Regions from separate parts of the Homo sapiens genome. Here region 2 is linked to region 1. The links are chromatin loops, found by intact Hi-C in ENCODE. Cell type or tissue: endothelial cell of umbilical vein. All regions are shown on one strand. Links, peaks and the distances in the headings refer to the core of each region. The heading gives the core; the rest is flanking DNA. Region 1 overlaps SPECC1 (sperm antigen with calponin homology and coiled-coil domains 1). Region 2 overlaps SPECC1 (sperm antigen with calponin homology and coiled-coil domains 1).

Region 1 (14,860 bases), core at 6,159-11,158:
CAGGGTGCAATGGCTCATGCTATAATCCCAACACTTCAGGAGGCCAAGTAGGGAAAATTGCTGGAGGCCTGGAGTTCAAGGCCAGTCTGGGCAACATAGTGAGATCCCATATCTATAAAACATTTAAAAAAGTTAGCTGGGTGTGATGACATGAGGCTATAATCCCAGCTACTTGGGAGGGAGGCTGAGGTGGGAGGATCATTTGAGCCCAGGAGTTCGAGACTGCAGTGAGCTATAATTGGGCCACTGTATTCAAGCCTGGGCAATAGAGCAAGACTCTGTCTCAAAATAAGAAAAAAGATGGACACTTTGGTGTTTAGTAAAAATTAGGAACTGTCTTCTGGTCCTACCTTTGCTTAAGTTTAGTTCTTAACAGTATTCTGAGGAATAAATGAATATTTGTTGAATATATATGTATTAGAGTTTATTATTCAAGGAATCTTCCTAGAAACTGAAGATTTTTGGTAATATGATAAATTTTACTTGAAATTATTATTTTTAGAGATAGGGTCTCACTCTGTGGCCCAGGCTGGAGTGCAGTAGTGCAATCATAGCTCACTGCAACCTTGAACTCCTGGGCTCAAGTGGTTCTCCCACCTCAGCCTCCCGAGTAACTGGGACTACAGGTGCACACTACCACACTTGGCTGATTTTTTATTTTTTCTAGAGATAGGGTCTTGTGCTGTTTCCCAGGCTGAATTTTACTTTAAATTATTTTAACATTTATGTATTTTTCCAAATAAATGTATTTTTAACTCAAAAGCAAAAAGCAGTACATGTGCACTAGAAAAAAAAAAAAAAGGACAAGCAATAAAAGAACTTATATAAAGGACATCATAATCTTGCCTACTCAGAGAGGGCCACTCTCAATCAGTGCCTTGAGGTATAATTGTTGAAACCCTTTCCATCTTATCCAGGTATCTGTGTCTATATAGTTTTTGTTTATGTACAAAAATTTAGAATTGTATTCTTTTTTTTTTGAGACAGAGTTTTGCTCTTGTTGCCCAGGCTGGAGTGCAGTGGCGCGTTCTCGGCTCACTGCAGCCTCTGCCTCCCAGGTTCAAGCGATTCTCCTGCCTCAGGCTCCCGAGTAGCCGAGATTACAGGCACCTGCCACTGCGCCCAGCTATTGTTTTGTATTTTTAGTAGAGACGGGGTTTCACCATGTTGGCCAGGCTGGTCTCAAACTCCTGACCTCAGGCAATCCCGCCTGCCTCAGCCTCCCAAAGTGCTGGGATTACAGGGGTAGGCCACCACCCCTCGCCCAGCGGATTACATTCTTAACATATGTACTGTTTTGCTTTTAACTTAGTATCTGACACATAGCTTTAGAGACTGCATAGGAAGCCATCATATAGCTGTATTATATTTTATTAAACTTGGACATTTGTGTTGAACATTGTAGGTTTTTCCAGCTTTTTGCTATTACAAACAGAAAGGAGGCAACGTGCAGTTGTTAAGAACACAAACTCTGGAGTTAAATGGCATGGTTTCTCTGCAGAAAAGGGTGAATGTAGCAGGTCTGGGACTGCTGTCCTTAGAAAGGCTGCTTCCAAGGTTGGCACTTGGCTCGTGTCAGGGAACTTGGATTTCGGAAGGGTTCCTGCCACCCTAATTGGTAAGAGTGGCTCACTGCATAAACTGTGCAAACACTGTAGTTTATGCTGAACTCCTGTTTTCCTTCCAGGAGCCTATGTGATCGCCTGGTAAAAACCCTGGATGCTAAGTCTCTAGTGAATTTCCCTGGCAGACATTTCACACGTGTTGTCACAGCTCATTGCTGGAAGAATTAAGCACACCCTGAATGACTACACTGGGGGGAAATTCATGGAAGCTTGCACCTAGTTTCCTCTGGACTTGGTCTTGTAGACCTTTTCCCTTTTCTTTGTATCCTTTTGCTGTCATATATCATAGCTCTGAGTGCAACTGTGTGCTGAGTCTTGTGAGTCCTTTCAGAGAATCACCAAACCTTGGGGTGGACTTGGGGACACAGGTTTAAATCCTGGCTCTGCTGCTTTCTAGCGGAGTAAACTTAGGCAAGTTACTCACCCTCTCAGTCATTTTCTAATCTTTAATTTGAGTTAAAAAAACAGTTTTGTTTTATAAATCGAAATATATAATGTACTTAGAATAGTGCCTGGCATGTAATTATTTCTCAACAAATGTTAAGAATTATCTTGCAAGCTAGATGTTTGTGTATATTTGTAACTATTTCTTTTCTTCTTTTTTTTTCTGAGATGGAGTCTCACTCTGTCTCCCAGGCTGGAGTGCAGAGGTGCGATCTCGGCTCACTGCAAGCTCCGCCTCCCGGGTTCACACCATTATCCTGCCTCAGCCTCCCGAGTAGCTGGGACTACAGGCGCCCGCCACCACGCCCGGCTAATTTTTTTGTATTTTTTTTTTAGTATAGTAGAGACAGGGTTTCACCGTTTTAGTCCGGATGGTCTCGATCTCCTGACCTGGTGATCTGCCCGCCTCAGCCTCCTAAAGTGCTGGGATTACAGGCGTGAGCCACTGTGCCCGGCCTTTTTTCTTTTTTTTTTTGGGACGGAGTCTCAGCTCATCACAACCTTTGCCTCACAGGTTCAAGTGATTTTTTCTGCCTCAGCCTCCCAAGTAGCTGGGATCATCCCTGCACTTTGGGAGGCCGAGGCGGGCAGATCACCTGAGGTCGGGAGTTCGAGACTAGCCTGACCAACATGGAGAAATCCCGTCTCTACTAAAAATACTAAATTAGCCAGGTGTGGTGGTGCATGCCTGTAATCCCAGCTACTCGGGAGGCTGAGGCAGGAGAATCGCTTGAACTCGGGAGGCGGAGGTTGCAGTGAGCCGAGATCGCACCACTGCACTCCAACCTGGGCAACGAGTGAAACTCTGTCTCAAAAAAAAAAAAAAGTGCTGGGATTACAGGTTTGAGCCACCGTGACTGGCCTGTAACTATTTCTTTCAAATAAATTTCTGTAAGAATAACTGCTGAGCTTAAGGATATGTACTTTTTTTAATGTGTTCTGGTCATAGTAGTAAAATATATTTATTAAGACAGATATTTGGTATAGAAAAAAAGTCTTTCCTAATTCTATATTTCAGATATAGTTATTTCTAATAATTTGCTATATACATGTCAAAATTTATTTCTACACATATTAATATGGACAGTAGAATATAGAAATTTTTAATAAAAATGGGACCACATATATATTATTTTATTGTTTATGCCTGTATATAAGGGATCTTTATATTCAGTGAAGTTCCATAAAAACCTTTTTGTCTTCCTTAAAACGCTTAGATTATAGGTGAAGTAAAAAATATGTAATTATAATGTCCAAGTTGTCAACTTAGTTATACCTTTACATTTGAAATTACACATTATAGAAATACAGTAATTTAGAAATTACAGACAGTCCCTGACTTATGATGGTTTGACTTAGGATTTTTTGACTTTGTGATGGTACAAAAGCTATACTGTACTTCAAATTTTGAATTTTGATCTTTTACCAGGCTAGTGATATGTGGAGCTACACTTTTTTGTGATGCTGGGCAGTGGTTGTGAGCCGCAGCTCCTAGTCAGCCCTGCAATCATGGGGGTAAACCTTCAACAGTACTGCGTTGTCAGCATTTTTTTGAATATTGTTTGCCAGCATTTTTGCATCCATCCTGTCTACAAAGCCCATCTCGACTTAGAATATTTTCAGTTTACAATGGGTTATTGGGACGTAACCCATCATAAGTTGAGGAGTGTCTGTACACTGTTGCTTTTTTTATAGTCATCACAGGCGTCTTTGACATGTCACCCTGTCACCATGATCATCAGAGCCACTTTTAAGGTTTACATCAGATACACAGCACATCAGCTTCACTTCCGCGTGTTGCTTGATTCCACTGGACTCTTTGATTCCACAGGAAATTTTATCCTGTTCATATAACATTCAGGCAGTTGGTTTTTCATTTGCCCAGGATGTGTGACTGCCACAACCTGACTGATCCCTGAACTGCTTTTTAAAATTATCCATGGCTGGGCATGGTGGCTCATGCCTGTAATCCCAGCACTTTGGGAGGCCAACTCAGGTGGATCACCTGAGGTCAGGAGTTCGAGACCAGCCTGACCAACATGGTGAAACCCTGTCTCTACTTAAAATAGAAAAATTAGCTGGGCATGGTGGCAGGCGCCTGTAATCCCAGCTACTTGGGAGGCTGAGGCAGGAGAATCGCTTGAACCCGGGAGGCTCTTGTCTTTGACATGCTAGTTCTGTGGGAGAAACCCCAGCTGGGCCTGGTGGCTCATGCCTGTAATCCCAGCTACTCGGGAGGCAGAGGGAGGTGGATCACTTGAGGTCAGGAGTTTGAGACCAGCCTGACCAACATGGTGAAACCCCATCTCTACAAAAATAAAAAAATTAGCCAGGCATGGTAGCATGCACCTGTAATCCCAGCTACTTGGGAGGCTGAGGCACGAAAATCACTTAAACCCAGGAGGCGGAGATTGCAGTGAGCTGAGATCACGCTATTGCACTCCAGCCTGGGCAACAGAGCAAAACTGTCTCAAAAAATAAAATAAAATAAAATAATACAAGCATTGACAGGTACAGAAGTACCATGAGGGAGACAGCATTGAATTCTGTCTGAGATGTGCAGGCAGACCAAAGGGGGGTGATAACAGAGCAAGAATTTAAAAGATGATATATATTACTCTGCTTCAGCTGCCATAACCAATTGCACAGACTGGATGGCTTAAACAGCAGAAATTTATTTCTCGGAGTGTTGGAGGCTGGAAGCCTGAGTTCAGAGTGCCAGCATGGCTGGGTTCTGGTGAGGAGTCTTCTTGGCTTATACATGCCACCATCTCACTGTGACCTCACATAACAGAAAGAGAGAGAGAGAAAGATCTCTTCCTCTTCTTTTTTTATTTTTATTTGTTTTATTTTGTTTTGTTTTTTGAGATGGAGTCTTGCTCTGTTGCCAGGCTGGAGTACAATGGTGCGATCTCGGCTCACTGCAACCTCTGCCTCCCGGGTTCAAGCGATTCTCCTGCCTCAGCTGAGAAGGTGGGACTAGAGGCACGTGCCACCACGCCTAGCTAATTTTTGTATTTTTGGTAGAGATGGGGTTTCACCATGTTGGCCAGATGGTCTTGATCTCTTGACCTCGTGATCTGCCTGCCTCAGCCTCCCAAAGTGCTGGGATTACAGGCGTGAGCCTCCGCCAGCCTCTTCCTCTTCTTATAAGGCCACCTATCCTGCTAGATTAGGGCCCCCCACCCTTATGACCTCATTTAACCTTAATTACCTCCTAAAGGCCCTGTCTCCAAATACTATCACATTGTGGGGGGTAGGGCTTCAACATGAATTTAGGAAGGACACAACTCAGTTCACAGCAGATGAATAAGCATTTGCCAGGCAGCTCAGTTATGGACGAGGTGTTGAAACCGACGGAATATAGCAGATATGAAAGCATAGAGGCCTGAAACAATAGGGTGTGTTCAGGGAGCTACAGCTGGCTCAACATTGCTGTAATATAAGTTGGGAGGGAGAACTTCTGAAAGCTGAGGCTAGAACAATAGGGGTGGAGGTGGAGCACATGATTATGAAGGACCTTGGTATACTAAGCTTAGAAGGACTTCATCTTAAGGGTAGAGGGGAGCCACAGGAACTTCTAGGCAGAGGCATGGCGCAGTCAGATTTGCATTTTTGATAATTCAGGTGGAGGAGCAATTTAAGTAGCAGCGAAAGTGGAAGTAGTAAGTTAGTTGGGAAGCTAATGCAGTAGCCCTTGTGAAGCAAAGATGCAGCAAAGACAAGAGAGGCAAAGTCTGGAAAATGTTAAGGTGATGAAATGTGCAGGACTTGACTAGATATTTTAAATGTGGGAGGTGAGAGAGCCATAGGAGTCCAGGTTGGGTTGGGGTCTTACTTGTCCAGTTTCCATAAAGAGACATGTTAATTACTTGACATTTTACAGAATTAGTATATTGACTCATTGATTTCCAAAACTCTTTGAATAAGTATGTAACTGTTCTGTAGATTGAAGTTGTGTCACTCTTACCATGATCACAAACTCAGGCTCTGCCTATCATTTTGGAACTATTTGGGGAAGTCGACCATCTTTTCTGGGCTAGTTACCTTTTTAAAAGGGGAGGGAGTTGCACTTGGTGTCATATGCATTTCTGCTCTAACATTGTTTCCTGCTATTTATTTTCCTTAGTATATTTGCTTGTACATGCTCAGTATTGTGCTGTGTTTTATAGATTACAGAAATAAAACTGTGACTCTTGTCTTTGACACGCTAGTTTTGTGGCAGAAACCAACTCATGGTACTATACTACCACTAAAAAGAAGTAATGTGTATTTAAGGGCTAATTTGTGTCTGCTGCCTGCAGCCTATACATTGGTTCATTCATTTGTTTTCATTCATTTGTTCCGAGTCTCTGTGTTTATAAAGTTTACACTCTAGTGGAGGAACAATAATTAGTAAACATGTAGTATATGGAATGGTGATCAGTGTCACAGAGGCCAGCAAAGTAGGAGAGGGTGTGTGCTGAGGGTCTGGCTTACTATTTAATGTGGTGCGATGAGAGAAGCCCCCTTAGTAGGGTGACATTTGAGCAAAGGCCCAGGGAGTGAGAGAGGGTGAGACATAAGGTCTATGCAGTGTAGGTGTCGGGAGGAAGAATGTTGCAGGCAGAGGGAACACCAAGTGCAAAGGCCCTGAGATGGGAACATGCCCCGCTTATTTGAGGAACAGTGAGGAGGCCGGTGTAGCAACAGCAATGTGAGAAGGGGAAGGTGAGTTCACTGATGGGGGAAGAGGAGGATTATTCAGGGCCTTGGAGGCCATTGTAAGGGCTTTGACTTTCCCTCCAAGTGAGACAGAAAGACACTGGAGCGTTGCAAGTGGGGGTGTGACATGATTTGACCTAGGCTTTAGAAGCATCACTCTCACTGTATGTGCAGAATGGACTATAAAGAGGCAAGGGCAGGAGAAGTGAGACTGGTTAGGAGGCAGTTGCAGTAATCCTGGCAGGAGATGACAGCGGCTTGGATCGGGGGTAGCAGTGGAGGAGGTGAGAAGTGCTGAGATGTAGGGCTATTTATGATACACATACTGACAGGCGTTGTTGAGGGACGAGATGTGGCATGTGAAAGGAGTCGAGGTTTCTGGCCTGAGTCACTGGAAGAACGGAACTGCCACTTATGGAGATGGAGAGGACTATTAAAAAACCTAAGTGGAGGTGTCAAGAGAAGGTGTCAAGAAGGTAGTTGGACAAATGAGTCTGGAGTTAGAAGAGGGAACCAGCCTGGAGATATGTAGATGGTATTTGAAAGCCACAAGTTGGTAAATCAAAGACCAAGAGAGTATATAGGAAAGAGGTCTGTTGGCTGAGCTTTAGTGCCCAGGGTGGGTCAAGATGAGGAGGAACCAACAAAGGGGACTGGGAAGAGGCTTCTAGGGGAGTGAGCAGAAAACTAGGAGAGGGTAGCATCCTGGAACCAAGTGAACACACTGTTTGGAGGCGTTAGGAGTAATCAGTGGTGTCCTACGATGTTGATGCGTGACACCTGAGAATGGACCGTAGTGTTCAAGTGATGCACGAGATAGAACCAGTCATACCACTAATGGTTTTTTTAGTCCTAAATATTTTTACTGCAAGATTTCGTTGTTCTAAGTGTTTTCACTGTCAGATGAAGGATGAAAGTCGTTCAGGGTAATTTCCATTTTAGTAATTTCCGACAGCGGCAGAACAGTTTCTACTTACGATTGGTATGCATTTTTATTATTAGCCATAGTATTCATTTTGGGTGAGTACGTCTTTGTTAGCGTTATTTTTCTTCACCACCTCCTCGAGTTGTTCATCCATTCATTCATTCACCCAAAGAAATGCTTATTAAGCGCCTGTCCTGCGCTAGTCCTAGGTTTCTCTTGTCCTGATAGGTCTAGCTTCACACGAGCAGGATTTTGCCTTTCCGGCGGCACTAGGCTTCCGCCTCACCGCAGTGGGGTTTTTCCAGCCTACCTTGTGCAGCTGCGGTTCTCAGCATCCGCGGGCGGAGGCCTGCAGCCGGTCAGCCGGTGCGTCCCGCCCACGGCGCGGGGCCTTCTGGCAGCCAAGAAGGAAATACAGATGAGGTGGGCGGACAGTATGCAGATGACGGGGGCGGGCCGCGCCTGGCGGGCGGTGTGCAGTTGAGGTGGTCCGGCAGGATGCAGATGAAGGGGGCGGGCCGCGAGGGCGGGCTTGATGCAGATGAGGGGGCGGGGCCCACGGGCGCGGGAGAGCAGCGGCTCCGCCGGCAGCTGCTGGGAACTGGAAGGCGCCCGGTCCTTTCTTTGACTGGAGCGGACCCGCCGGACGCAACCGCCTCGCCAGCCGGAGCCAGCGCGAGCTCGGCACGGTGGACACCCGGTCCGAGGCCGGCAAGCCGGCTGGTGCCCGAGTCGGCCAAGCATGGGCAACCACTCAGGACGGCCCGAGGATCCGGAACCAGGTCTGTGCGGCTGGCGGGGGTCGCGCCGCAGCCGCAACCCCACCCCCCCTCCAGGCGCCCTTCCCCCACCGCCTCCGGCTCGCGGCGCCGACTGGGGCGAGCGAAAGGCTAAGGTCCTGGGGTGTGATTCTTGTCGTTGGAATGCGCCGCTTGGGATTGTGAAATTACCTGTGCCGACGCCGCGACCAGAAAACGCTGCTCGTCCTGAACGCGCACCTGGGCGCCGGGGCCGCCGGGCAGGCACCGCTGGGTCCCTGCCGCGGGGTTCCCCACTCCGCGCCTGGCCTGCGCCTAGACCAGGTCTCCTGAGCGCGCAGGCCGCCCTCGGACTTTCCGGGCGTTTGCGGGGAGGGCGTGCCCCGCGGCCTCTCCCTGTCGGCCGCCGGCCCCGCAGTTTGTGGCGCCCGCGGCTCTGCCCCTCACACTCACGCCAGGGCTGCCCCGCGACTGTTCCTAACCCAGAATAGTCCGTGCTTGTTCTGGGGTGTCGGGCGCGCCTCTGGTTATCCCGTTTTTACTTCCTCAGTCCTGAGTGAGCTTCGTGGAGTCAGTTGGGCCGTAGTTTTCGTCCTCTGGTAGCTCATGTCGGCCCCCAGCAGAGTTAGATGCCGATAAGCAGGGTTGCTTTTAAAAACAAAACGAAACATTTCTGGACTGTCACGTGAAGCAAAAGGGATTTAGTTTTGCCTGAAAAATGGCATCTTGGCTGATAGGAAAGAGGTGGTTGACCTGACTCTGGAGTCCTTGTGGGGGTGGGGGGCCGGTGACAGGTATGTGTTTCTGTGGGAGAGTCAGAACTGTAAATATTTTCCAAAGGCGTAATATTTGAATTTTAATTTGAATGAGGACTTTGAGGCTCTGAGAGGTGAAGCGACTTGTCCGAGTGACCTTTTCCGGAGCTGGGTGCCGTGCTGTAGGACGCTGGGTCGTCCTGGCCTCTGCGCATTGCTTCTCCTTCATCTCCCAGCGCCCCAGCCGCCCCACCTTGGCCCTATCCTCGGGGTGGGGTGGAGGCGGGTGCCTCCCTGACACTTGGGGTACATTGGACTGGTACCACAGCCAGGATGGAAAACTTGGACGGGCTGTCCAAGTTTCTTCACAGGAATACTATGAAGAAAAATTTCAGGGGCCAGCTTACTGCCTAGAGGTGACTTTAGTTACACAGCACTTGTTCAGACTATTTTTTGGGCAGAATAACCAACAATAAGCATATTCATAAAATGAAATATGCATAAAATAAAAATAATATACTTGTTATAAATAACCCTGTTGGTAAAGGATTGGTTCGGTAAAGGATTGGTAACATTTTAAAAACACTTCTCATTAGTTACATGCTTGTCCAGGTATTGTGAAAACCCCTGTGTATTATTTCCTTTGTGTTAAAATTGTGAAAAGAGTTACTCTTGTTACAGCTTTTAAGACTGATTGGATGCCTGTGTTCCAATTTTTTTAGTGACCTTACTTTTTAAAGCACTGTGATGGATAGGACATAAAAAGAATATGTTTATGCCAGTGACTTATTTTATTGTATTTTTCAAAGAATGCATATCATTTCAGAATGGGAACTCTGATTTGCTGCAAATGAAGATACCGGATTTAGGGCATTTTTAAGAGATGGTGTCTCACTATGTTGCCCAGACTGGCCTTGAAGTCTTGGGCTCCAGCACCTCTCCTCCGTCAGCCTCCCAAGTAGCTGAGACTACAGACAAATGCCACCTTGCCTGGCTAGAAATTCGTGGTAAAAACTTTAAATGCTGGATTACTGTCTGAAAGTGTAATTTTAACTGGCCTTCTAATGCTGTGATGAAATGCTGTAGAGTTCATCACTGAGATCCTGGAAATTAGAGCTTTGTTAAAGATGCGTGGGTTTTCAGTCGGCTTTACCACAGGGACTGGGATGAGGTCGCATGGCCCCAACTGGCAGTTGTGGTACATTGGACTAGAATCTCAACAAGTGCTTCCGAGGGTCATCAGAGCAAGGGGACCAAAAGGATATAAGGGGGAAGCAGAAGGAGAAGGGAGGCTGGATGAGTGATAGCAGCACACAAGCCTGAGTGTCGCATGGTTCCCGTATTGTGTCAGTTTTGTCCATGGAGAACAGACATTTAGAATTAAGAATGTATCCAAGACAGACAATAGGGATAGGAAGCAGAATTAGAGGAGTTCGAGACCAGCCTGGGCAAGGAAAGCTTTTGATCATGATGCAGACCCAACACCTATGAAAGGGAAGCGGGAGGCAGCAGGTTTGGGCAGGGAGAGCCTCAGATAATGATGCAGACCTGAAGTCTTGGCCACTTGATGGGGGAGCTCCCTAGCAAAGCCCACCCATTAGAGGGGTCTCAGGTTGGGCAGAAAGGACAGTCCCTAGTCTTTCTGTGGGTCAGTCATTGGCCAGAGGCTACTTTGGAAGAACGTGCCTTCAGCTCAGAAGCTAACACAAGTCTTGGGATCCTCGTGGTGCCAACAGCTGGAAGCTGTCAGCCCTCTGCAGTCCTTGCAGATGAATGGCAAGTTCGGTTTTTTTTGTTCTGTTTTGTTTTTTGAGACAAGGTCTGACTGTCACCTGGGGTGGAGTGCAGTGCTGTGATCATGGCTCACTGCAGCCTTGACCTTCCAAGCTCAGGCAATCCTTCCACTTCAGCCACCCAAGTAGCTAGGACAACAGGCCCGGCTGTTTCGTTTTTGTTTTGTTTTTTTTTGTAGAGATGGGATTTTGTTTTTGTTTTTGTTTTTTTTTTTGAGATGGAGGCTTGTTCTGCCACCCAGGCTAGAGTGCAGTGGTGTGATCTTGGCTCACTGCAACCTCTGCCTCCTGGGTTAAAGCGATCCTCCCGAGTAGCTGAGACTGCAGGTGTGCACCACTATGCCCGCCTAATTTTTGTATTTTTAGTAGAGGTGGGATTTCACCATGTTGGCCAGGCTGGTCTTGAACTCCTGACCTCAAGTGATCTGCCTGACTCAGCCTCCCACAGTGCTGGGATCACAGGTGTGAGCCACCATGCCTGGCGTAGAGATGGGATCTTGCCATGTTGCCCAGGCTGGTCCCAAACTCCTGGGCTCAGGTGATCCTCTTGCTTCAGCCTCCCAAAGTGCTGGGATTACAGGTGTAAGCCACTGTACCTGGTTAAGTTCTTTCTTGAAAAAGGGATCCCAGTGGAACACCTCCATGGTTGACTGCCACAGGACCTCAGTTGCTTGGACAGGGAGAGTCTCTTTAAAGAGTAAAGAGGTAAAATCCCCATCTGAGACCCGCTGTAGGCGTTGAGATTGCACCATCTTTTCCAGATGGAAGCTCCTCATCCCCTCTGGGGTGTTTCTAAGGCAGAAGGCAGCTTCTCAGCTGCTGCTGCTTTTCTAGCCCTGGAATTGGCTGTGGTGGCAGCAGGATTCCTCTGTTGTGGTATCTGCAGTCCTCCGAGTTGGGACATCATGACTTAACATGGTATTGCAGAATGGATAAGATAAATAGATCCAGTAAAAGATATGAAAATTTCATGTCTGAAATTTTCAGCCTGGGCAGAGAAAGTTGGTGACCACATCTCATGCTTCCTAAAAGGTCCTAGTTAACAGTCCTTCAGTTTCCAACCAGGTTGTCATCACCTCATTGTCAGGGCTGCTGGGCATGGTTGTGCAATTTGTGTACTGTTCAAAGGCATCTGCTTAGAGAGTTGAGTGGGCCTGGCAGGGTTGTAGCAACCCAGAGGAAGGGGTGCCGTTTTGCAATTTTGCCTTTTTATATTCACACAAAGGTGCCCAAAGTGTTAAAGAAGTCTTAGAAAGTGAGTTTAGAAGGTTTTCCCTAGTCCCAGTACCAGCTTATTATTTGTTTTAAATTTGCATGTATGAAATTAAAAAGTTAATGCAAATTACATGAAATAAAAGCTGCTCAGGTGCACTCTGTATTAGTTATAGTTAATGCTAACTGTGGTTACAGATAAATTCCAAAATAGCCACTTAAGACAGTTAAAGTTGATTGCTGCCTCATGTCGCATCTGGTGTGAGTTGGGGGCCATCAGCAGGTGGTTGTTAGAGACTCAGGCTGGTGGATGCTCCTCTTCAGCATATGGCTCCCAAATTGCCCTGAATCTGCCAGCAGTCGGGAGAGGAGAAGGCGTGTGGAGGACCCTGCCCGAGGTTTTAGGGGCCAGGCCTAGAAGTGGTGCACATTATTTCTACTTATGTTCCACTGGCCAGACTCAGTCACAGAGACCCACTGACATGCCAGGGGACTGCATCAAGCAGAGAGCATGCATATTGGTAAACATTAGTGTCTCTTTGTAGACATGATGACCATTCTCAACCACATTTGCATCAGTATTTTATTACAAAAATTTTAATCAGAAAAATTAAGACTTACATAGTAAACACCCATGTACCAACCACCTAGATTCTAAATTAATATTTTGCTGTATTTGCTTTATTTGTACATCTCTATATTCATTCCTCTACCCACCCATTAGTCTGTCTTATTTTTTGATGCATTTCAATGAAATGGTAGTTACCTCTACAATTCTACATGATATACTATACCCTTATTGTTTCTTGATTTGTTAGTTTTCAAGCCTCTCTACTACTAACCTGCACTATGAAAGTTGAGGAATTAAGCACATTTTCCCTGCTATATATTCTCCTCACTCCCCGTTTCTGCAAGTCATACTTAAATTTTCCAAATCCATTGTTAGTATAAAAATGCTAGTGGTAGAATACAAGTAGTGGTATACAGAAGTTTACTGTAAAAGTCCTTCCACTTTGCTATATGAAAATTTCATTTTGAGACCAGCCTGGCCAACATGGTGAAACCCCGTCTCTACTAAAAATACAAAAATTAGTCGAGTGCGGTGGTGGGCACCTGTAATCCGAGCTACTTGGGAGGCTGAGGCAGGAGAATCGCTTGAGCCCGGGAGGCGGAGGTTGCAGTGAGCTGAGATCGCGCTACTGCATTCCAACCTGGGTGACAGAGTAAGAGTGTCTCAAAAAAGAAAAAACTTTAAAATTCTAAGGTAATCTATTGTTTTCCACTTCTATTTCTTGACTCACCAGCTTTAAATAGTGTCCTAGGCTTCGTCACAGGTAAATGAGGATGTAGTGCCCCTAAATGTCTTCTGCCTTATTCTCAAGAGTCCCCCTCCTGCACTTATTCCCAGTCTGCCTCTGGACCTTTCACATGGCTAGAACATTTTCATTCTGTTCCATAATTAGTATTAGTAAGTCTTCTGTGCATCATTTATAGGTTAATTCTAAAAATGGAAGGCCTATCAGCATTTAAAATATCAGGATCTCATGTATTATTTAATGGAGAACCAGGTAGTATGTTTAGATTTATAGAGAAGACAGTGGCATCTTACATTGCATAACGCGTGATCTGTGAAGACAGGAGGAAGGAGTAAGGAGAATGGAAAGGAGTTGGTATGAATATGCTCTTTACTTTTAAAATTAATATGCTTTTATCCTGTTACTCAGTTTCTGTCTTTTGCAGACTGTAAGAGGGAATTTCTTTTTTCTTAAAAACAAGAAGCTAGTCTGCCTTTTCATACTCAGTTCTGTCACTTCTTTTTTTCTTTCTTTTTTTTTTTTTTGAGACAGAGTCTCATTCTGTTGCCTAGGCTGGAGTGCAGTGGAGTGATCTCAGCTCCCTGCAACTTCTGCCTCCCAGGTTCAAGAGATTCTCCTGCCTCAGCCTCTTGAGTACCTGGGACTACAGGTGCGTGCCACCATGCCTGGCTAATTTTTGTATTTTTAGTAGAGACGGGGTTTCGCCATGTTGGCCAGGCTGGTCTCCAATTCCTGACCTCAGGTGATCCGCCCACCTGGGCCTCCCAAATTGCTGGGATTACAGGCATGAGCCACCGTGCCCTGCTCTCATTTCTGTCACTTCTGCCCTCAGACTTCGGGCAAATAATTTTTTATTTTTTTATATATATATTTTTTAGACAGAGTCTCGCTCTGTCGTCCAGGCTGGAGTGCAGTGGCACGATCTCGCCTCACTGCAAGCTCCACCTCCCGGGTTCACGCCATTCTCCTGCCTCAGCCTCCCAAGTAGCTGGGACTACAGGCACCTGCCACTGCGCCCGGCTAATTTTTTCTATTTTTTAGTAGACACAGGGTTTCACCGCGTTAGCCAGGCTGGTCTCCATCTCCTGACATTGTGATCCGCCCACCTTGGACCCCCAAAGTGCTGGGATTACAGACGTGAGCCACCGCGCCCGGCCCAGGCAAATAATTTTTCCTCGAGCTTCAAATTCTTTATCTAGGAAAGGGAAGAGTAATATAACCTACATTGTAGGATTGTTGTGGTGATTCATAGGTTAAAACATATGAAGGCTTAAAATAGACACACATAGAAAGCACCTGATAAGTTTTAGCTGTTAATTCTTCTTAAC
Region 2 (14,860 bases), core at 5,037-10,036, 51 kb after region 1:
TGGCCTTATTTTAAACTTTTTGAGGAAACTCCATACTGTTCTCCATAATGGTTGTACTGATTGACATTCTCACCAACAGTGTACAGGGGTTCCTTTTTCTCCATATCCTCACCAATACTTGTTATCTTGTGTCTTATTTTATTTTATTTTTTGAGACAGAGTCTCGCTCTGTTGCCCAGGCTGGCGTGCAGTGGCGTGATCTTGGCTCACTGCAACCTCCGCCTCCCGGCTTTAAGTGATTCTCTTGCCTCAGCCTCCTGAGTAGCTGGGACTACAGGCGTTTGTGGCACCACCGCCCGGCTAATTTTTGCATTTTTAGTAGAGATGGGGTTTCACCACGTTGGCCAGGATGGTCTCGATCTCCTGACCTTGTGATCCACCCGCCTTGACCTCCCAAATGTAGTACCCATTCTAACAGAAGTGATATCTCATTGTGGTTTTAATTTGCATTTCCCTGATGATTAGTGCATTTTTTTCATATACAGTTTGGCTAACTCCTGTTTTCTAATTTATTGCACAGATGTAATCATAAAAGAGAAACAGTAACATTACTCACAGACCAACCAGCTTAATACTCAGCTGTTCTCAATATCATGTGTTCTGTTATAGTTTGTGAATGCTTATTTTATATGAATTCTATGAATGCTTAGTTTGATGTACTCGTGATTGACCACAGTATAATTTTTCATTGGCATTTAAAAAATGTCACACTTCAAACATGTTTCTTCTTTATGATTGTGTTAATCTTCATAATTATGAGATGGAGCTTGCTTTTATGTTAACTTCTTGGAATCAGCCAGCCTCAGGAGGATGGTACACATAAGTGATGACGGGGTGGGAGCAGCACAAAAGATCCAATGGTGCTGGCTGAGCCAATCCCTGTTCCACTGGCCCTTCTCTCCACTGTCCCTTATGTGGTGCTGTGTAAGGAAGCATGGCCAGTCTCAGGACTTCAGAGTGCTTTGGTTAGCAGTGAGGTCTGACTCCCACTGCTTCAAGGAGGTGTCGTAAGCTGTAGGGCTGTTGCTCTTTACTTTTCCCTGTCAGTACCCACGAGGAGGTGTGTTTGGGCTGGAGGCCTGGGCTCACATGGTGGGTGCACAACCAAGACCATCATCATTGGTCTGATGATGAATTTTTAGCAACTCTGAACCTAACCTGTGCTCTGTAACAGTTTCTGAAATGAGGTGTACAGAGATGGGAAGAATCTTTTGGAAAACAGAGACAGACATAGTAAAAAAAAAAAAAAAGGAAAAAGAATAGATATAACAAAAATATGGCTGGATTGTACATTTCATAATACACATCCATTCATAAATATACTTTAGTTTCATGGTTTTTTAAAAATTCCTAGTAGTATAGATAAGGCAGAAGTAACACTTATGGGGAGAACAGACTGCAATTTGGCAGCAAAAGGAAGGTGTTAAACTGTAGCTGGAAATAACAGCAGACTTGATCTGTTCTATATTAATTTTTCCAGCTTCAAAACCAACAAACAATTGAAGGTTTAAAAAAAAGAAAGTGGCTGGGCACGGTGGCTCACGCCTGTCATCCTAGCACTTGGGAGGCCAAGGCGGGGAGATCACCTGAGGTCAGGAGATCGAGACCAGCCTGGCCAACATGGTGAAACCCCATCTCTACTAAAAAAAAAAAAACAAAAAAACGAAATACAGTAAATTAGCCGAGCATGGTGGCTCGCGCCTGTAGTTCCAGCTATTCGGGATGCTGAGGCAGGAGAATCACTTAAACTTTGGAGGCAGAGGTTGCAGTGAGCTGAGGTCGCACATTGCATTCCAGCCTGGGCAACAAGAGCAAAACTCCATCTCAAAAAAATAAAAAAAGAAAGAAAAAGTCAGCCTTAATTTAGTGATGTTATTAAGAATAACAAATGCCAGTGTGATGATCAGTCCTGGACTCTCAGGTTTGCCTGTTCTGACTAGAGTTATGGTGAAACTTTAGTTATCTTCCAGTTTTTAATACGGTCCTTGCTGCAATGACTTTATTCTAGAGAACTAGCATTACTAAAACATTTTAGTGCTTAGTGGTTTTTAATACTTATTTCACAAGAATAATTAAATAAGTCTTTTCCTCGTTGAGTGTGTAGTATGATGCAGGTTAGGTATCTGTGACACCTATAAGTAAGGCTGACCCATGAACAACACTAGCTTGAACTGTGTGGGTCCATTTATATGGAGACTTAAAAAAAATAAATACATTGGAAAATTATTTGGAGAGTTGCAACAGTTTGAAAAAAATTCAGATGAACTGGGTAGTCTAGAAATATGAAAACAATTGAGAAAAAGTTACATATGTCATGAATGCATAAAATACATGTAGATACTAATAATCAGTTTTATCATTTACTACCATAAAATATACACAAATCTATTATAAAAAGTTAAAATTTGTCTAAACTTATGCACACACAGACTGTACATGGTGCTATTCATAGTTGAGAGAAATGTAAACAAATATAAAGATGCAGTATTATAACTGCATACAATTAACTGTAGTACATACAGTACTCCTGTAACAATTCTATAGCCACTTCCTGATGTTGTTGCAGTGCGCTCAAGCATTGGGGGTAGCTGCTTGGAAGGTACTGTGATGCTAATCATCTCTGTGGGAGCAGTTCCTCTCTCCAGTACACCTCAGATCGCAGTAAAAAGTGACCTCTTGAGATTCTTGAGTATGTTTTGTTGTGTTTAGTGCAGTACCACAAACCTTGAATAACACTATGGGACCCATACAAAGTGCCACTAGTGATGCTGGCAGTGCTCCCTAGAAGCCAATAAAACCCCTGACAGCATTGAATTGCTTGCTAGATTGAGGAATGGTTGCCTGTCGCTTCAGACAGATGATTCATTTTGCAAACAGACCATGTAAACTTATGGTATTGATAAATACAGTATGGTACTGCAAATGTATTTCCTCTTCCTTATGGTTTTCTGAATAACATTTTCTTTTTTCTATCTCATTTTATCTTAAGAATACAGTATATAATACATATAACACAAAGTGTGTGTTAACTGTTTATGTTTTCAGTCAGGCTTCCGGTCAACAATAGGCTATTAGTAGTTAAGTTTCTGGGGAGCCAAAAGTTATACACAGAGTTTTGACTGCATGAAAGGTTGGCACCCCTAACCTCCAAGTTGTTCAGGGGTCAACTATATTAAAAGTCTATGATATACTCTTGGCTTTCCAGAAACTTAATTTGAAGAAGTTAATTTAAAAACCATAGTTTTCTATATATTAATTTGACAGTTCAGCCTTTATTAGGTCAAAGTTTCAAAAGAGCTCAGCTGTTAGATGTTTAGTAATGAATGCCATCAGCCTTTATGTCATCAGGATTCAGGATGTTTAGGTGTGTGTTTGCTCAGGGCTCAGAAATAGTCTTGGTGGTGGGTTTACAGCTGCCCATCTTGTTAGGTGTGGAACCTGCCTTAGCGCTGGGGCTGCTGCCAGTCTATGGGAACATTCCCTCCCGTGCCCTTCCTACACTGTAGAGGCCTACAGGTTGATGACCACTTCTGGGACCCTTCATTACACCTCTCACTGAAAGCATGTAGAGTTGTGTAAGTGACAGCAGCCAGCCTTGACTCATCAAATAGTCTTTCAGTTTGTAAAAAAAAAAAAAAAAAAGTCCAGGATTTTATTTTACACTGTAACATCTGAGGTGGGTTTCAATTCTAGAGCACAATGGAGACTGATGTCTGGGTTTCACCCCTAGAATTGTTTTTACATTGTCTGTGATATAGTACAGATGAAAATAAAAGAGAATTATTTACACCTTACATTTGCTGTTACAAGTATTCTGTATTATGTCTATATCATGTCAAGTAACATAGGTATGTTCTTATTTCATTTATTCTTGTTTCTCCATGTACACAAATGAGTACATCATTTCCACTTACGGCAAAAGTGATATGTCATTGTATCAGATCCATCTCTCAGTATTATCTGTATCTTCTGATTTCTTAATCAAATTTATGCTGTCAAAATATGTTAATGATGTTTTTTAAAGTGTTTATTGAGAAATTCACAAAGAACTTGTATTTTGTCAAAAGGCCATTGTTTTTGTTGCCAACATTATCAGTGCAGATGTACTAAATTGCAAGTTACAGAAAACCCAGCTCAAGGTGACTTATAGGAAGGGTATTTACTGGCTTGCCTAACTGAAAGGCCAGCTATAGGCCAAACTTCAGGGTTGATTTGATTTAGCAACTTAACAATGCTATTGAGAGTTTAGTTTCCTTCTTCCTTCTCTGCCATCTGCATTCCCACCTTCCTCTTGAAAGGGCAGGGTGGTTGCCAGCCATTCCCACACCTACACATTTTCTCACTCTGGTCCCGTGGTGTTTAATAGCTTGCCCAGAAAACCTTCCCTTTGTCACATTGATCTTAATTGAGTTGTGTGCCCATGCGTGAACCAGCAACTGGCTGGGGATGGGGTCATCCTGAGTAGCTCAGGCTTGGAGTCAGCCTCACCCAAAGTATAGGGCTGTGGGGAGGAAGCACAGAAACCACAGTCAGAACTGGGTAATTAGCTAGAGGAGGAGGAAATGGATGAAGAGCGACAGCCACTGTCCACTGTGCCATGTGATTTACAGTCATTTGGGTTTTGTTTATAAGAATGCTTGCTTTATTTTTTCATTTTTTTCTTCTTCTGTCTTTAAGGGGCCTTTACAACAACTAAACGGACAGGCATTCCAGCCCCACGGGAATTTTCAGTAACTGTCTCAAGAGAGAGGTCTGTGCCACGTGGTCCCTCCAACCCCAGGAAATCAGTGTCCAGTCCAACTTCTTCCAACACTCCCACTCCTACGAAACACCTGAGGACCCCTTCCACAAAGCCCAAGCAAGAGAATGAAGGTGGAGAAAAGGCTGCGCTTGAGTCCCAAGTTCGGGAACTTTTGGCAGAAGCCAAAGCAAAAGATAGTGAAATTAACAGGCTTCGAAGTGAACTAAAGAAATACAAAGAGAAAAGGACTCTGAACGCTGAGGGGACTGATGCTTTGGGCCCAAATGTCGATGGAACATCAGTCTCCCCAGGTGACACGGAACCTATGATAAGAGCTCTTGAGGAGAAGAACAAGAACTTTCAGAAAGAGCTTTCCGATCTAGAGGAAGAAAACCGGGTCCTGAAGGAGAAACTGATCTATCTTGAGCACTCCCCAAATTCAGAAGGGGCAGCAAGTCACACTGGCGACAGCAGCTGCCCAACATCCATAACTCAAGAGTCAAGCTTCGGAAGCCCAACTGGAAATCAGATGTCCAGTGACATTGATGAGTATAAAAAAAACATACATGGAAATGCATTACGGACATCAGGCTCCTCAAGTAGCGATGTTACCAAAGCTTCTTTGTCGCCAGATGCTTCCGACTTTGAGCACATTACAGCAGAGACACCCTCAAGGCCCCTGTCCTCCACCAGTAACCCCTTTAAGAGTTCAAAGTGTTCTACTGCTGGGAGTTCCCCAAACAGCGTAAGTGAATTGTCCCTGGCTTCCCTCACAGAGAAGATACAAAAGATGGAAGAAAACCACCATAGCACTGCAGAAGAACTACAGGCTACTCTACAAGAATTATCAGACCAGCAACAAATGGTACAGGAATTGACAGCTGAAAATGAGAAGCTGGTGGATGAAAAGACGATTTTAGAGACATCCTTTCATCAGCATCGAGAGAGGGCAGAGCAGCTAAGTCAAGAAAATGAGAAGCTGATGAATCTTTTACAAGAGCGAGTAAAGAATGAAGAGCCCACCACTCAGGAAGGAAAAATTATTGAACTGGAGCAGAAGTGCACAGGTATTCTTGAACAGGGCCGCTTTGAAAGAGAGAAGCTACTCAACATTCAGCAGCAGTTGACCTGTAGCTTGCGGAAGGTTGAGGAAGAAAACCAAGGAGCTTTAGAAATGATTAAACGTCTGAAGGAAGAAAATGAAAAACTGAATGAGTTTCTAGAACTGGAACGGCATAATAATAACATGATGGCCAAAACTTTGGAAGAGTGTAGAGTTACCTTGGAAGGGCTAAAAATGGAGAATGGATCTTTGAAGTCTCATTTGCAGGGTGAGAAGCAGAAAGCCACAGAGGCCAGTGCTGTGGAGCAGACGGCAGAGAGCTGCGAAGTTCAAGAAATGTTGAAAGTAGCCCGAGCAGAGAAAGATCTACTGGAACTGTCTTGCAATGAGCTCAGACAAGAATTACTAAAGGCAAACGGTGAAATTAAACATGTTTCCAGTCTGCTGGCCAAGGTGAGAAGAGACAGCTCTTTACTGGTATTTGCTCATCCTTGTTCACATTTCTGCCCTTAACCTCTAAATTCACAGAGCACAGAGAAGCATTTGCTTAGTCTGTTTCATTCACGAAGCCAGCATTCCAGCTTGAAGGCCTGTTAGATTGCACACAGGTTGGGATTGGGGGATACAAAAAGGAAACACCCAAATTTCTGATTATGGGCGGTTCAAAATGTGGGGATGTAGAGTCAAATCAGAGTATGATGCAGTGATAAAAGAATATCATACAGCCTATGCCCAGGCTCTAGTCTAGTGCAAAGGAGGGGCATCTGGTGTAACGTGGGGGTTGGGCGTAGCACAGAAGGACTTCCTGGAAGAAATAGCAACTGAGCTGAGTTCTGAAGATTGAGTGGGAGTTTGCCAGTCTGTCAGCATGCTTTTAGCTGCCAGTAACAGAAAATGAAATCACTCCCAATTTTCAACTAAAATATTACCACTATTTTGGTGTTTTCTTCCAGATATATGTGTGTGTATGTGTATCATACAAGTTACACAAATTTATAATCATCCTGTACATGTTATTAACTTTTTTTGCATTTGACATTTTAGAAATATTAAAACTTTTCTCAGCATATTCCTATCATTAAATATTCATTTAAACATTATTTTAAAGGCCAGATACTATTTTAATATAAATATTTCATATTTACCCTGTTGTTGAACATACATGTATTGTCAAACATTTGTGGTCTTTCCAGTCTTTCAATATTATAAATACTTTTTTATATCTATCTTACTGTTTATTTAGGAAAAATTCCTAGACGATGACTTACCGAGTCAAAGAGTATAAACATTTTAAAGACTTTCAACACATTCAGCCAGATTGCCCTTCAGAAATATTATGCCAGTTTATTCATCCTAGCGGTCATGAGATCATGAGCTTTCCTGAGCCTTTGCCAGCACTTGGTATTACATTGTTATATCATTTAAATCTGTTAATCATTTCATTTTTTTAACCTTTTTTGCTTGGGAAGATCTTCCATAGCCCAAGAGCAAATAACTTTTCTCAACACTTTAATCAGCCTGTAATTTTGTTTTTGATGCAAGAATTGTGGTGATTTTATGATATTCTGCCCACCTCCCAGAGCAGTGCTGGAGAGGTGCAGAGAGATGGCCTCCTATTTCTTGTTCCCTCCAAGTTCTGGGTCTGATTTAGGGATCTACTGGCAAGAGAGATTCAAAACATCTTCCTACCTTAGTTTAGGGGTTGTCATTGTTTCAAGGAGCAAATTATGCCATGAGCTCTCAGGGAGATTTTTCTCCACTGCTTCGTCTGTCTTAAGATGAGTCTGTTGCAGCCTGATTCTGCAATTTGGCCATCTGATGAGCTTAGTGGTGGGTCATGTTAAGGAGTTTCTCTCTTTGTCTGTATTCTAAATTTGTAGGTATTTTATTGAAAGTACGGAAGTAATTCCATTAGAGGTTACTAGTCAGGCTTGGCATTGGGTTTTAATATCTTGTGGAGTAAGATTATTCTTTTTTTACTTTAAGATTACTCACTACTCTCTGGCAAAATGTTTTATCTCCCATGTGCACCTTCTTGAAGTTCTTTATCAGTCCCTCTGTGTTTTTGGTAGTTTGGCATTACATTAAATGTGCATATCAGTGAGAAATAATTTGACATCTTAAAAATAGCTTATTTTTTTCTGATCATAAAATATTTTTATTACAGACGATTTAAAAAGTACAGAAAAGTATAAAAAAGAAAAGTATTACCTTTAATTTCACCACTTGGAGAAAAACTGCTAACCTTTTGCTGTATGTCCTTTCAGGCCTTTTCTCAGTTTATACATGTTTGAGCATGCATAAAAACTTGCATTGATATGATTATGATATTTTGTCTTCCTATCCAGAAGAGTAGAGTATGTCTGTCCACATTCCATTACAAAGAATCAGTTGGATTAGTTTATCTATTCCACTATTAATCTGTTTCTGATTAACTTGTTTCTACTTTTATCTTTATTAATTTTTTTGTCTTATTTTTTGTACATTTTGGTTTCTTGACTAAAATTCTTTGTTCATTTAACTTTTTTTTATCCTTGGTTGATAATGAAAGCATTTAAAGTTATAGCTTTGGTAAATAGAGGCAATAAAATCTGGAATCTTCTGGAATAAACTAAATGTAATTTAAAGGAAAGTGTGCATTTTCTGTAGAGTGCAAGGCACAACATATATGTTTAAAATCAAACTGTTATTATTCATGTATCCTACATCTTACTGCATGCTAACTAGAAGTATCAAATACTGATAGTAAGAAGGGAAAGGTCCTAGCTAGTATTTTTAGGTGAGAGTTTGAGGTAAAGATGGGGGCATGCTATCACATAGGGTTTCTTGTATATCTATCAAGACCCTAGGTTTGTGATTTTGTGCTGTCTTATGTGCACAGAGACTGATTTGTAATTGCAGTGGACTTGTAACATACTAATCTTCCTACCCTTTTACATTACTGTAGAAAAAGCAAAACATAGACCTCCTAAATGGACTAATACTGATTGTATCTCTACCACAGACTATCAAGTAATCTGCCAACAACCATGAATTTAAATGATAATACTTAAGAGACTCATGTCCAAAGGATAACAGGAGAAGTTTTAGCACAAAACTATGATGAAGGGTCTAACATGCTGGACTGGGTCCTCTTGACTTACCCAGTGAGCAATGATGTGACCTTGGGCAGGCCCCTTTACATTGTGCAATGTCGAATAGAAGCGTGACGGTGGATGGATCCTGGTCTCGTATCTAATTCCAAGGGAAGCATTTAACATTTAATTATGATGTATGTTTTTTGTAGGCATTTGGTACATACCTTTTATTATGTTATGCAAGTATTTGCTAAGAGGTGTTTTGTTTGGTGGTTTATTTTTAGAGACAGGTTCTCGTTTTGTCACTTAGGCTGGAGTGTAGTGGCGATTATAGCTCACTGCAGCCTTGAACTCCTGGGCTCAAGCAATCCTCCCACCTCAGCCTTTCTGGGTAGCTGGGACTGCAGCCAGGCACCACCATGCCTGACTACTTGGCTTGTTTTTAAAGGATGAGGATTGAATTTTTTCTACAGCTAATGACGTGATCTGATAGTTTTTATGTAATCAAGTTTTTTTCTCCTCTAACTTGTTAGTGAGGCAAGTTATAACAACAGATTTTCTAAGGTGCTCTAGTGTAAAATCATGCTTGCATTCCTGGGGTAAATCCTAATTCTTCAGTTTTCAGTGGTTTCACTTGACTTTTTGCTGAGAACTTCCAAATATAGCTGCCTTCAGCAGGTATCGGAGTAACTGTCCTGTTGAGCACCAAGCAACAACGTGTACCCCATGAGCAGTGCATTCATCCACTCTAATGCTTGGCGAAAGGTGAATATTATTAAAAAGGATACAATAAGCTATTTACAAAAGGGGAAAGTGGTGCCAAACCATCCTATGATCTAATAGATTCCGTAAATCTATGTAAGTTTCAAGTTAAGATTACTCAAGCAACCCAGATACCGTCAAAAGAACCTATAAAAAGCCTTGAAAAGTACTTTTTTAAAAATAGGAGGTAGGTGTCTTCCTCAAACAATAAATGGAAAATTGGTAGGATTTCTACACTATCTTGTAGGCTTTTTTTCTTCTCATTTCTTTTTCTTCATTGGTTTGCTGATTTCTTTATTTTTTTCAACTTCTCTGATATACCCCATATGCATCTTGATGGCCGCTTAATCTGTAGTCACATGACATACTTCTGTACAACTTTGAGGACGGGTCTGATTTCCACAGAACCCAAAGCCACCACTCCTATCCTTGCCCTAGCTAGCAAGCAGCATGGAGTTGTATGGGATTGTTGTTTTTCCAGACAATAACATGACCCAGCTTTAATTTACTTTTTTACCTTTTCAGTTGTTTGGGATCTTGGTTTCAAGTTAGAATATCTTTTCTGGGCTTGAAACCTAGAAGTTTTAAAAGAAAATTATCTATTTATTCCCGTGAGGTTGAAGCTTATAGGTGGTATCCTTAGAATCTTAGTTCTTTCTGCAGAAACTTCAGTCCGCTTCCAGAAGAGTAAGGAGATTATAAATAACCCCTTGGCATGAATGGTTTGCGGGAGTCAGCAGAGGTGAAATGACTAGTGTTCTGCTTGTGTGGGTCCTAGAGCCAAACTGATTTAGAGTGGCCAGTGGTCAGAGATGGCAGAACCAGAATTTGAGGGAAATATGTGGCAAATAGATGATCCTGTAGCTGTGACATTGGAATAGGATGCCTTAAAGGACTTAAGAGATCTGGAAACCTGGTTTAAACAGTCAGGTGGGTTGGAAGTGTATCCAGGTGATGTATTGATATATGAGAAACTGCCCTCCTGTCAGCGGCTTGAGCCAGGGGACACTCCCTCCACCCCGGCCCCAAGGGTGGGAGATTGGCTGTGGCTGCCCATGATGCAGGCCCAGGCTGTGGCTGGCAGTGCTGTGGTTCTGGACCTCCTGCCAGGGGTACAGGACAGCTCAGCATTGCCAAGCATCTTGGTCCACCTGTTGGCGACTTGGGGCAGGCATGTCACCTGGACATCTGGGTCCTATGGGGAGAGGGTTTCCCAGAGCTTTACCTTTACATCTGATTGGTGAGAACTGCGTCACACAGTGCCCCCAGGCCACCTCTCTTGAAATCACAGTTGCAGCCTGATTCTTGAACAAAATTGGGATTCTGTTAGGAAGAAACAAGGTGGGGGTGGCTTTTGGTGGGGGATGGGCACTTGCCCCACCAGGCCTCCACTCCCTCACCTTTTCCCACAAAGTACTCACAGTGATCTGATCATGTAGCGCCTTCCGGTGCTGCCTGGGGCACCACATGGCTTCGCCCAGTGCCCAGCTCCCACCACACCTCCACTTGCAGTCCCACCCCACATCCAGCCATATTCCCACCCCTCCCTCCATGCCAGGCCTGGCCGGGCCAGTGACTGTCTGGCAGTCATGTTTGCTCAGGGGGTTTTCTCGGCCTGAAGAGACCCCACCCCATTGACCATTACCTGGTCCCTCCTGAAGCTTTCCGCCTCAGTTATGGGGTCTTCAGCGAGGCATTCAGCTCTGCGGGGCCCTGTCCCATGGAACTTCAGACTCATCTCAGTAAATGACATTATTGTCACTCAGCCAAGGTCACTCATGGGAATGGCCTGACCCACCCTGGCCCTCAGAGGATTCAGATGTGCAGGCAAAACTCTTTGGGGCCCTGCAGGGAAGCTGAGGGAACCTGCTGCCTGAGTAGCCACTGGCTGCTGCTGGAGAGGTGGGAAGGTTACTGAGCTGAAAACATGGAGATTTCAGTCATCTTCAGCTCACACATAAGGCATCCCACTGGCACCAAATATCAACTCTGGTGAGCAGAGGCCTGTGGCTTCATGCTGGGAAGGAGGCCTGTCAGCAGCTCCTGTCAACAGGGCCTGTTTTCCAGCTCCCCTGGGCAAGCCATGAGGATGTGGAAGTCGAGGAGGCCTGTGGAGGCTGTTGGGGAGAGCCCCACAGCTGTTGCACCAGTAAGCCTCTGCTCAAGGGGCTGTGGCCTGGGGAAAATTGCCACAGGCCTCAGCCTGGCTGTGCAGAGCCAGTTTAGCATTAGGAGCGGAATCTTCTAGAGATTAAACTACAAAGCCAGAATGCCTGTGCAGCCTTTTATTTTGTGGGATGTGATAGGCATGTGGCCCGGAACTCATGGCATGTCTGCCAGGTCCTCTCCCGACACCCCCAGGTCTCTGTTCTTGAAGCCCCTTGAAAAGGGGCAGAAGTTTGGTGGAGACAGTCAGATAGTTTGAGGAAGGGTGGTCTTGCCAGTTGGGCAGATCCACAGAACCTGTGGCTCCGACCCCTTGCTCTTACCTGTGACTCCACAGGGGGCTGCTTCCCAATCCTGCCTGACCCTGCTTCCCTGCGATGGACTTGTTTTCTCCTGGACACGTTAATGCCTTTTGTGAGGTGAGGCCTAAGCAGTCTCTTCCTTTCACATGACCTCAGGACTCATCTGCGAACCTGGTGTTGCCCAGCACTTCTCTCTCCAGTCCGAGTTCTTGGGAAGTACCTGCGTGGGGCCTTGTTGCTTCGAAAGGTCCCTACCAGGGTACAGCCACTGCTTCTGAAGCTTGCCTCTGAGTTCCTAAAGGTGAAATACAGATGTTTACCCTCATCTTTGAGTTTTCTAACAGCCTTTCTCCACTATACCTGAAGTGTAAATAAACTAACATTTCCTCCTCTCCCTTGGTGGAGCAGCATTGGCCAAAATAATAATAATTCAACTTTAGGCCAATAAGAATGAACTATGGATGATTATCAGCAGTGTCTATTCACAACAGGGCTAAGAACCGAGCAGAGGGAGTTTTGCAGTACCCAAGCTAGATGCCAGAACAGAAACACCCCACTTTCTTACTCATTGAATTAGCCCGTTTTCATGCTGCTGATAAAGACATACCTGAGACTGGAAAGAAAAAAAGGATTAATGAACTTAACAGTTCCACTTGGCTGGGGATGCCTCACAATCATGGTGGAAGGTGAAAGGCACATCTCACATGGTGGCAGACAAAATAAGAGAGCTTGTGCAGGGAAACTCCCCCTTATATAATCATCAGATCTCGTGAGACTTATACTGTCAGGAGAACAGCACAGGAAAGACCTGCCTCCCTGATTCAATTACCTCCCACTGGGGTCCCTCCCACAACATGTGGGAATACAAGATGAGATTTAGGTGGGGAGGCAGCCAGTCTGTATCACTCATGGTAAATTTACTCAAGCTGTCATTCCAAGTTTATTTCCTTTTAAACTATATGTAATTTTAGCATTGCAATTCCTTCCATCTATTAGGTGTTCAGTAAATACTTTTCAGACGAATGAATGAATGTCAGAGAAACTTGCAGCAGAATTGAGGGGCTGCTATAATTATATTAATATGTTTAAAAAGTAAAGTTTATTATATTTTAATAACAGCAACTAATATTTTGGGCTATTTGTATGTGCTAAGCAGTCTCAGAGCTTTTCCATCATTTAATCTTATTTATCTTAATTTTATGCTGTTGATTCTGTTGTCTAGTATTTTTTCATTTGAGCAAACAGAATGATTTAAGTTATTAGTCTAATGGATTGATGAAATGAAGCCAGCATTCAAAGTTGGGTCTGACCTTAGAGCTCTTATTCTTTTTTTTCTTTTCTTTTTTTTTGAGACATGGTCTTGCTCTGTTGCCCAGGCTGGAGTACAGTGGTGCGATCATAGCTCTCTGCAGTCTCAAATTCCTGGGCTCCAGTGATCCTCCCACCTCAGCTTCCCAAGTAGCTGGAATTACAGGTGTGCAACACTATGCCCAATTTTTTATTTTTATTTTCATAGAGACAGGATCTTGCTCTGTTGACAAGGCTGATCTCAAACTTATGATGATCCTCCCACACCTCAGTGCCTCCCAAAGTGCTGGGATTGCAGGGGTGAGCCAACGTACCCAGAGCTCTTATTATAATCACTGATTTAGACTGCTGCCCAGTTACCTGAAAGCAAAGAAGAGACAGAAAAACACTTAAAGCAGACCTAAGACTAATAGTTGTCACTGTCATCTTAAGGCCAAAGCCCTTTGAAGAAAACCACCTTTGAAAGCCTTGTTGAACTAGGAGAGTTTTACCTGATTGTAATACAATGGAGAAATTCACAGTGAAAACCTGAGTCATCAAGAAATGTTATTTTGTTTGACCTCTACCTGAGTCTTGAGGGGAGAGGGGGTGAGTTGACCCCTGAGTGTATGGGGTGGGGACTCTGGGAATGCTGCCAGAAGAGAACAGCAGGTCCTAAGGCCAGAAAGCCTGGCCACCAAGGAAGTGATGCAGGTAGTTTGTCCTTGTTGGAGTGAACAGGGTGGTCAGTGGAAGTGGCCTGGTGGAGACACCAGCCAAGCAGTTAGGATTTTATCCTCAAGACAGTGGGAGTCTCTGAAGAATTTTTTTTTTTAAATAGCAGCTTTTATTGAGATATGATCCATTTAAATCACGTAAGTCTGTGGGTTTTAGTGTATTCACACAATTGTGCAACCATCACTACAATCAATTTTAGAACATTTTTATCACCCCGTAAAAAAATCTTAACCCACAGCAGTCACCCTCCAAGACCGCCTCCCTCCCAGCCCCTGGCAACCACAAATCTATGTTTTGGCTCTGTGGACTTGGGTCTTCTGGATGTTTTATACACATGGAACCCACGCCCTGCGGCCTCAAGCAGCCCTCCCACTTTAGCCTCCCAGAGTGCTGAAGAGTTCTTTCTATTCTTTGGATACAAATCCTTTACCAGATAAATGATTTGCAAATATTTCCTCTCATTCTGTGGGTTATCTTTTCATTGTCTTGATAATGCCCTTTATGGCACAAAATTGTTTAATTTTTATTTTTATGAAGTCGAATTTAGTTATTTTTCTTTGGTGGTTTGTGCTTTTGGTCGGAGGAATTTTAAGAGTTATGGAATCACATTTACTGTTGAGAAAGATGACTTGGGCCACAGTTAGGTGAGAAAGAATGAAGGACAGAACAGGGAGTGAGTTGGGTGGGAAGATGAGGGCTGGAAAGACATTCATTTTATTTACTT

The links. Peaks named below come from ENCODE experiments on the same cell type or tissue, not always from the same donor. Only the 100,000 strongest peaks of a DNase experiment are listed, where the experiment ranks them.
Region 2: a loop joins it to region 1, with 2.3 times the contacts of the local background. A loop is called at or near these places in 10 of 110 quality-filtered maps.

The regions. Positions count from the first base shown.
Region 1 is chr17:20,147,757-20,162,616 of GRCh38, forward strand. The region is part of intron 3 of SPECC1 (sperm antigen with calponin homology and coiled-coil domains 1); the gene reads left to right. Among named protein-coding and RNA genes, the nearest start is that of SPECC1, 150 kb to the left of the region's middle. RefSeq lists silencers at 8,028-8,137, 8,148-8,597, 8,608-8,817. In endothelial cell of umbilical vein, for the core only: no CTCF peak of the experiment used is centred there; a DNase peak (open chromatin) is centred at 8,185; H3K4me3 peaks cover 1,385 bases; H3K27me3 peaks cover 504 bases.
Region 2 is chr17:20,199,656-20,214,515 of GRCh38, forward strand. It overlaps SPECC1 (sperm antigen with calponin homology and coiled-coil domains 1), which reads left to right. Exons shown (of 15, transcript NM_001243439.2): 4 at 4,678-6,257. Among named protein-coding and RNA genes, the nearest start is that of SPECC1, 200 kb to the left of the region's middle. In endothelial cell of umbilical vein, for the core only: no CTCF peak of the experiment used is centred there; a DNase peak (open chromatin) is centred at 7,156; H3K27ac peaks cover 1,138 bases.